2 separate regions of the Homo sapiens genome follow, and region 1 is linked to region 2. The links are chromatin contacts, found by Hi-C or POLR2A ChIA-PET in ENCODE. All regions are on one chromosome and are shown on one strand. Each heading gives the region's core, a stretch centred on a gene start or an enhancer-like site at or near the end of the contact. The rest is flanking DNA. Distances are from core to core; before and after follow the strand shown.

Region 1 (4,053 bases), core at 85-2,584, 230 kb after region 2:
TCTTACTTTTTCCACTGGATGACTTTTTCATGAAGCTTGATTGCCAACAACTGGCAGATTTCTGATGCATTCTGTATGTTAAAAACATTTATTTGGCCTGACAGCTGCTTGTTTATTTTACTTCTCATGATAGGCCATTGTCTTAATATCCTTAACACATTTTGGAGATGATTAGGACTGCTTTTCTTTTATGACTTGCTTAGCCTTTTAGTTAGTACATTTAGTACAAATACAGATGCTCAATTTGGAAGACCTTAAATGTCATTTCAGATTGAATCTTGAACACTGGTCTCAGTAAAATCACAGAATAGTGTTAGATGAACCTGGCTCTTTAGACAAAGCTTGTAAACGATACTCATTTTCATAAGGGAGAGGTGAAATAGAAAAGGTTAATGTACTCCTTTAAAGGTGGATAAAAATCACCATCAGCTGATAAGTTGCTATGTACATCTCATCTGACTGTTAGGAGAAATAAATTTGGGATTATGGAATCCCTCCTTCCATCTCTCATTGGCTCATAAGCTTAGTGATGAGAGAGCTTTGAAATGCTTGACTCATTAGAATCTAAACCTGAAAGAACACAACTAGCATAGTACTTTCCTCAGTGTGGAAACTGAGTGGACCAATTTGGAATTAATTTTCAACTGTATGTTAAAGTACGTGTTCTTTTTTTAGCATTTTAGTTAAATATTTATGTGAGCATAGGGAGTTGTAAAAGAAATTTACTAAGTAGGCTGTCTTCAGTAACTAGAAAGTCAAATAAAGAAATTGTAATCTAAGAAGTATTTCACTATGTTAGAGTTTAGTCAGCGTTGTTTCTGACGGTAATCTCTATAAGAGACCAGGTCCTTTTTTTTTTCTTTTTTAACCTCTTAATAGCATTCGCTGTATTTCTAGTGTTGCTTGGTTGGTCGTTTTAAACCTGACAACCAAAGTATAAAAATCTGGCTATTAATAGGTATTGTGGCCTCACCTCATGGCTGTGTAAACCTCCTGGGTAGCCAGGATGCATCAGTTTATTGTGGTTTGTTTTTTGTTTTTGTTTTTGAGCCAGTTTGCTAGGCGTAGTTTAAATCAAGCTTGTTGCTTGATTAAGCTAACAAGCAAGAGGTAATAACAATGAGTATCAAGACAGTAATGTTTAGGAATTTTGACCGAAAGTACTAAAAAGGAATCTAAATTTTAAAAAGTAGTTTCTGAATTGAAAGATCTACCCTGAATCTTCAACCTTGAGCACTTTTTCTCTAGTTTGTGGAGTGCTGGCACAAAAGGATACATTGAAAACAGAATATCTGAAATACTTAAAATACTTTTCAATTTCACCAGATAGCACTTCATAGCACAGCGCTGATTCATAGACTGTTTCAGTCATTCTTCCTGTAACCGTGTATCATAGGCAAGAGAGATTTCTAGTATTATTTTACAAATGAGGAATCTTTGGTTTCAGTTATGTGACTTACAGCTGGTAAGCTATGGAGCCCCGTCTGAAACCTTTTATCTTTAAAACTCTTGAGCCGGGTGCAACTGTAGTCCCAGCTACTCAGGAGTCTGAGGCAGGAGGATTGCTTGACCCCAGGAGTTCAAGGCTGTAGGGCGCTATGATTGTGCCTAAGGATAGCCACTGCACACTAGCCTAGGCAACATAGTGAGACCCCGTCTCTAAAACAAAATTAAAACACAAACAAAAAAAAAACCCTTGATTTTCAAAGCCTTTTGGGTAAGAACGTGGTATAGTCTGATCTCAGAGATAAAACACAAGTCCTAGAAAGCTAAGCATTTTTGGCCTAGTTTTACTTTCTTTCCTAAACATTTTTGCCGGAAGTGATACTTGCTTGTAGTTTCTTTTTTTTCTTTCTCTCCCTATTTCTTCTTCTTTTTTTTTTTTCTGAGACCGAGTCTCGCTCTGTCACCCAGGCTGGAATGCAGTGGTGTGATCTTGGCTCATTGCAACCTCTCCCTCCCGGCTCAAGCGATTCTCCCGTCTCAGCGTCCTGAGTAGCTGGGATCACAGGTGCACACCACCACGCCTGGCAAATTTTTGTATTTTTAATAGAGATGGGGTTTCACCATATTGCTCAGGCTGGTCTTGAACTCCTGACCTCAGGTGATCCACCTGCCTCGGCCTCCCAAAGTCCTGGGATTACAGGCATGAACCACCACGCCTGGCCTTCTTCTTTCTTCTTTTTTCTTTTTCTTTTGTTTTTCTCTTTGCAGGGCATTTTCTTAGTATAGATTCCTAATAGGGTCTAGGTAACTTGACTGAGATTAAAAATTTAATATGAATAGTTTGGCAAGTGGCTAATGTCTTCATGCATAATTGAGAACTTACAGTATCAAGTATTCATAACACTATTGTGTTATCACAATGCTAATTTGAAAAAATTCATAATACAAACATTTACTATTGTTTGTAACGGTGGTGATTTTAAAAAGATAGTAAAATACTAAAGCCCATAGCAGAATGTAAAGAACACTGGGAACATTGTAAGGAGGCCAAATCTTGTCCCTGCCCTGAGCATGATGAGTTTGAATTTGATCAAGTAACTTAGCTACTTGTCACATTTTCTAATTGTTAAAGTGAAGTTGATATTACTTTTTTAAGTCAAAGTTTATTATCTCAAAATTTGAGTTCAGTCCAAAAACATGGGCCAAGTCCATTTGTCATGTCAGAGAAATCTGGCTTGCTTTCCTTTCAGGTAAATACTGTATAAAGTATAAAATAAAGGGACCTCAAGTAATAGATATAAACACTTAACTACCAACAACTTCCAAAAAGGCTAGCTTGTTTTAAAGTTATTACCAATAGGAAGTAGAGACCATTTCAGAGTACAGTGAAACAAGTTTATCTTGTTGAAATTTATTTTCATTTTTACTACGTTGAGAAATAATCTGTGTCAGCCTTAAATTTCTTAAGCAACCTATGACCTACATTTATGTTAAAATAAACTACAAACCAAGGTAACACCACACAGAGAAAATACAAAGTCTAAATAGTAATGTATTTGTTTAAAGCCAAATTGTACTGATTTATTTATTTAAGCACCTGCAGATGGCGAAATTTAGTGACCTAAAAATCTTAACTACCTGCAGTGAAGAGTCATGTACAATTCTGGACTTAAGTTGTATTTTAAATTTTTTCTACTTTTTTTTTTTTTTTACTAAATGCATTCTTTTAAATTATTTTTTGTAAATGATTCCTTCATACCTAAAATACAATTTAATGTGAATTCATTGTTTATTATGAGTTGAGTCTCAGAGAAGGCTATTCTGTTGCAAATATTATCAAGGGAGGAGGAATGGAGAGAAGTTGGTTAATGAGTCCAAAAGTACAGTTAGAAGAAATAAGTTCTAGTATTCAGTAGTACAGTAGGGAAATTAGTTAACAAAAACGTATTGTATATTTCAAAGGAGCTAGAAGAGAACTGTGATGTTCCCAACACGAAGAAAAGATAAATGCTGGAGGTGATGGATGTCCCAGTTACCCTAATTTGGTCATTACACATTACACATTGTGAAATGTATCAAAATATCACATGGACCCCCCCCAAAATAGGTACAATTATGCTATATCAATAAAAAATACCCAAAGCCCCCAAGTATTACCAAGTAGGAGAATTTACTCTTAAACTATCCTTTACTGGGAATACATATTTCCTTTCAATTACCTTGCTTACAGCTAGGTTTTGAAAAAAAATAATAAATGACTTGGAGCAGTTTTTAATTCTTTAAAAAAATCCATGTTCATGAATCTAGTAGTAAGTTAGAAAGACTAAAATGGGCCTTACAGCATAGGACTTGAGAGTTTCTGTTTATGTAACAAAACATGTTCATCGTAGCGTCTGTAGCTGTGGTGATTTTCAAAAGATAGTAAAATGCCGAAGTCTGTAGCAGAACTGGCGTGTGCCCGAGCATTCTCCACTGAATGCCAGAGATTGACTTCCTCATTGCTATTCACTGTGATCAAGGCTTTGCAGGTTGTTCAGTGGCTGAGAGTGAAACATTCCGCTGTGCTGGCTGATGTTGCACTTGGTCCTGACTCCCTCTTCCCTCCAC
Region 2 (3,654 bases), core at 369-2,868:
GGACCCAGGCACCCATAGCCCCTATCATTTTTCCAGGAAGGGAGTACTCAGCCTTCTCTCCCATTCCCCATCAGATACTCCAATGAGGAACAACCTTGCCACCTTTTCCTATCATCCACTTTTCTTTTTCTTTTTTTTTTTTTTTTTGAGACAGGGTCTCACTCTATTGCCCGGGCTGGAGTGCAATGGCACGTTCATGGCTCATCGCATCCTCGACCTCCAGGCTCAGATGATCCTCCCACCACTGCAGCCTCTTAAGTAGCTGGGACTACAGGCACACACCACCATGCATGGCTAAATTTTTGTCGGGGGATGGGGGGAATTTTGTTTTTTGGAGAGACAGGGTCTCACACTTCCGAGCTCAAGTGATCTGCCTGCTTTAGCCTCCCAAATTGCTGGTATTATAGGTATAAGCCACTGTGCCTGACCCACTTTTCTTAATTCTTCTTAAACTTTTCCCTTCTCATGTTTCAAATAGAGAACAACAGAAATAAACAGAAGAAAAAATACAGACTACTAGAACATAGACAGAATGCAGTTGACTCTTGAACAACACGGGTTTGAACTGCACAGATCCCCTTGCACACAGATTTTCTTCTACCTCTGCCACCCCTGAGACAGCAAGACCAAACCCTCCTCTTCTTCCTTCTCCTCACCTGCTCAGCATAAAGACAAGGAGGATAAAGGCCTTTATGATGATCTACTTCCACCAAATGAACAGTAAATATTGTACAGTGGTAGTAAATGAAACACTCCAAGCCTAAACAACATATTTCAATTCCTCAAAGATTAAAGAGGGAGTGGTAGCCTTTGTGAGCCAAGATAGCTGATTAACTCTTTTCCCTTTTTTTCGTTTGTTTTCTGAGACAAGGTCTGGCTCTATTGCTCAGGCTGGAGTGCATGGCGATCTCAGCTCACTGCAACCTCTGCCTCCTAGGCTCAAGCCATCCTCCCACCTCAGCTTCCTGAGTAGCTGAGACTACAGGCATGCATCACCATGCCTGGCTAATTTTTGTATTGTTAATGAACTTTTACCCAAAAATTCCAAATAGCTCTATGATTCCAGGTAAACATGCTCATCTAAGTCTTGGAAACATAGGAGTGATGCCTGCAGAATATGCACACCTGTGCCTTCATTCTGAATTAATGTTGCCTTCTCCAAGTCACGCTGAGCCCCAACTCGCCCCCATGAAAAAGTAACTTAAACTTCCTGCCAACCTTTGCTCCCAGTATCATATACTGACAGCAGTTTCTTGGCCACTGGGATCTCACAGGTCTGCTTCATTATGAAACATGGCTTTGTTTCATCCTGCTGGAGAGCCAGAGTGACAGTGATGTTCTTTACCTTCTTTTTGCCATCTGTGCATGGTGAGCCAGATGATATTTGCAAAAGGGAATGAAGAAGCTACTTCTATAAAAATTTTGACTTACCCACCTGTAGGGCTGGTCATTTTACCCACAGAAACGACAGATTACCTGCACAGTGTCAAAATGTGGTCCCTGAATCAAGAACATCAACATTATCTGGGAAGTGTTAGAAATGCAAAATCTCAGGCCTTCTCCCAGACCTACTGAATCAGAAACTCTGAGGGCAGGGCCCAGAAATCTGTGTTTTCACAAGCCTTCCAGATGATTCTGATCCCAGTTGAAATTTGAGAAGCACTGTCCTAGACAGTAATTTCCTTAGAAGTATTAAAAAAGCCAGGATCTTCATAGTTAAATGCAAGTATTCAAACAAGCCAGCCTGTTTGATTGCAACAGGGACACACAAACTCACCCCTGTTCCACCCCCAGGGGACACTGGACCATAATAACATTAATTATGTCAGTCTGAGCACAAATACAATGTTTCAGAGAAAAGAGGTCATGCATAACAAATTTTCGCTCTCCCCACTGTTAACAAAATTTGCCCTTGAATACACAGCTCCTGCCAGTTTGGGATAAACATACCTCTCGGTATGAGTCACCATCAGACAAACACACAATGAAATAGGAAGCTGGGCTGGTTTTTACTGTGGTGCACCCAGATCAAACTCAACCACAATGGGAAGAAATCCTGCACCACTCACTGATCACTGAACCTTCTGAAAAGTTCTCTGGCTCTTTAATGCTGGCTCAGGAAAACACTCAGCACTTTGACTTTGGCATAGGAGAAGCCAACAATACCAGGATCCTCTTTCTTGACCCCTAGGGCTGTGAATGCGATGGCAAAGAGGGCCACCTCCTCAAAATGAATCAAATGCCAAGATATGCTTCTTGGTGGGGTGAGTCTCTTGCAGTACATCTTCTGCAGGAATTTGGAAAAGTCAATTTGTCGTTCTTTAAAAGAAACTCTCTGTGATGCAACACAAGTTGTTCATCCTTCCTGGTCATTTGGCCTGGCATGGGAAAGGCAAGAAGCAATACCACCTCCAAAGTCTGACAGTAGCTAACAGTAGATGAGGCCCAACCTCCATTTCAGATGCCCACTGTCTACATATTCTTGACTTCATTCCTGTCATCAAAAATTGCCCTCAAGAGCCTTGAACACATTCAAGTCAATGTATTCCTTCTCTCATATTTATTTATATCGTAGAAATGACATCTTTTTCTCTCTGGATAAACATTTTTTAGACATCAATTAGTTGGTGTTAGAGGGCAGGAGATTTGTTAAGATTTTTTTTTTTTTTAAACATGTGAAATCCTTTCCTTTAGCTTTGGAAATCCCATTATTCAGACAGTACTTCTGGAGTGAAGCAGAGCCACACTTCCTGGTAAGAGTAACACTTTCATTTATAAAATAGTACAAGCAATTCACACTTGGGTTGCTTTCTCTCAAGCAGAATATGATGACAAAAACTGGAGCACCCCTCCCCACAAAGATGGGAAATTCACAGTTGAGTAGTGTGAATGTCACTGATCAAGAACAATTTATTTTGAAACTTGTAGCCTTGTAGTGTCTCCTTTAATCTATCACTTCCCTTTAGACCTTACTTAGGAAATGACCTTGTTGGTGGTGTCCCCTTTAAAAGACTGGGGCTTTTGAAGTTAAGACAAATCCAAGGGCAGGTAGGGGTGAGGCATTAAACTTCAACCCGTGGCTAGGAGTGGCTAGCATATGTGAAAGAAGATGCCTGGATAGTGACTCAATAGTCATCGCACACATGAGGAATTATTACACCACAGTGAAAAACCTACTGTTCTTAGCCTTTCCTGAGGATGGAATAGAAGTGGGTATTGACTACACCAGGCAGCGTGCATGCATCTGAGTGGGTGGTGTCTGTGTGGGTGTGTGTTTTGGGAAGACAGACAGCATTAGAGGCAGCAACACTTCACAGCTCCTAAGGTTGTTTTACAAGACTGCATATGAAGTCCAATACTTGAGAAAAAGAGCACTGTCCTAAGTTGCACAGGTAACAACTGTTGTTTATCTGGTGTTTACTTAGGTGCACAGAGTAATTCTAGAAGAATTCGCAGAAGGGATGCGCCTTCAAGGAGCTCTATAAGGAAGCCAAACTTGAGTTAGATCTTTGATAAATACATAAAAGGGGGGGGTACAGTATGTCTCACAAGGCAGGTAGACAGTATGACTGAGGTTAGAGCAGAAAATACCACCCCTGTGGTCATTCAAAAGGTAAAAGGGCTCAGGGTGGACATTAGCACTGGTTTTGGAGC

What was found. A loop is a pair of places that touch in the nucleus more often than their neighbours do. ChIA-PET counts read pairs that join two places held with the same protein, here RNA polymerase II (POLR2A). Pooled maps may share reads with other maps.
Region 1: a map of PC-9 shows a loop between it and region 2 (9-fold over the local background). The contact joins two enhancer-like sites. A Hi-C loop is called at or near these places in 1 of 168 maps with a recorded cell type or tissue (PC-9) and 5 of 50 pooled maps. POLR2A ChIA-PET finds 5 or more read pairs at or near these places in 2 of 52 experiments (PC-9 and activated T-cell).

What each region holds. Positions count from the first base shown.
Region 1 is chr10:114,855,442-114,859,494 of GRCh38, forward strand. All of the region lies in intron 14 of FHIP2A (FHF complex subunit HOOK interacting protein 2A), which reads left to right. Among named protein-coding and RNA genes, the nearest start is that of FHIP2A, 36 kb to the left of the region's middle. Within about 2 kb of position 1,335, at least 3 of the 41 ENCODE cell types and tissues checked have a DNase peak (open chromatin) inside an H3K27ac peak, as active enhancers do; they include PC-9, where a contact is called at or near this core.
Region 2 is chr10:114,622,118-114,625,771 of GRCh38, forward strand. All of the region lies in intron 1 of ABLIM1 (actin binding LIM protein 1), which reads right to left. Among named protein-coding and RNA genes, the nearest start is that of ABLIM1, 34 kb to the right of the region's middle. Within about 2 kb of position 1,619, at least 12 of the 41 ENCODE cell types and tissues checked have a DNase peak (open chromatin) inside an H3K27ac peak, as active enhancers do; they include PC-9, where a contact is called at or near this core.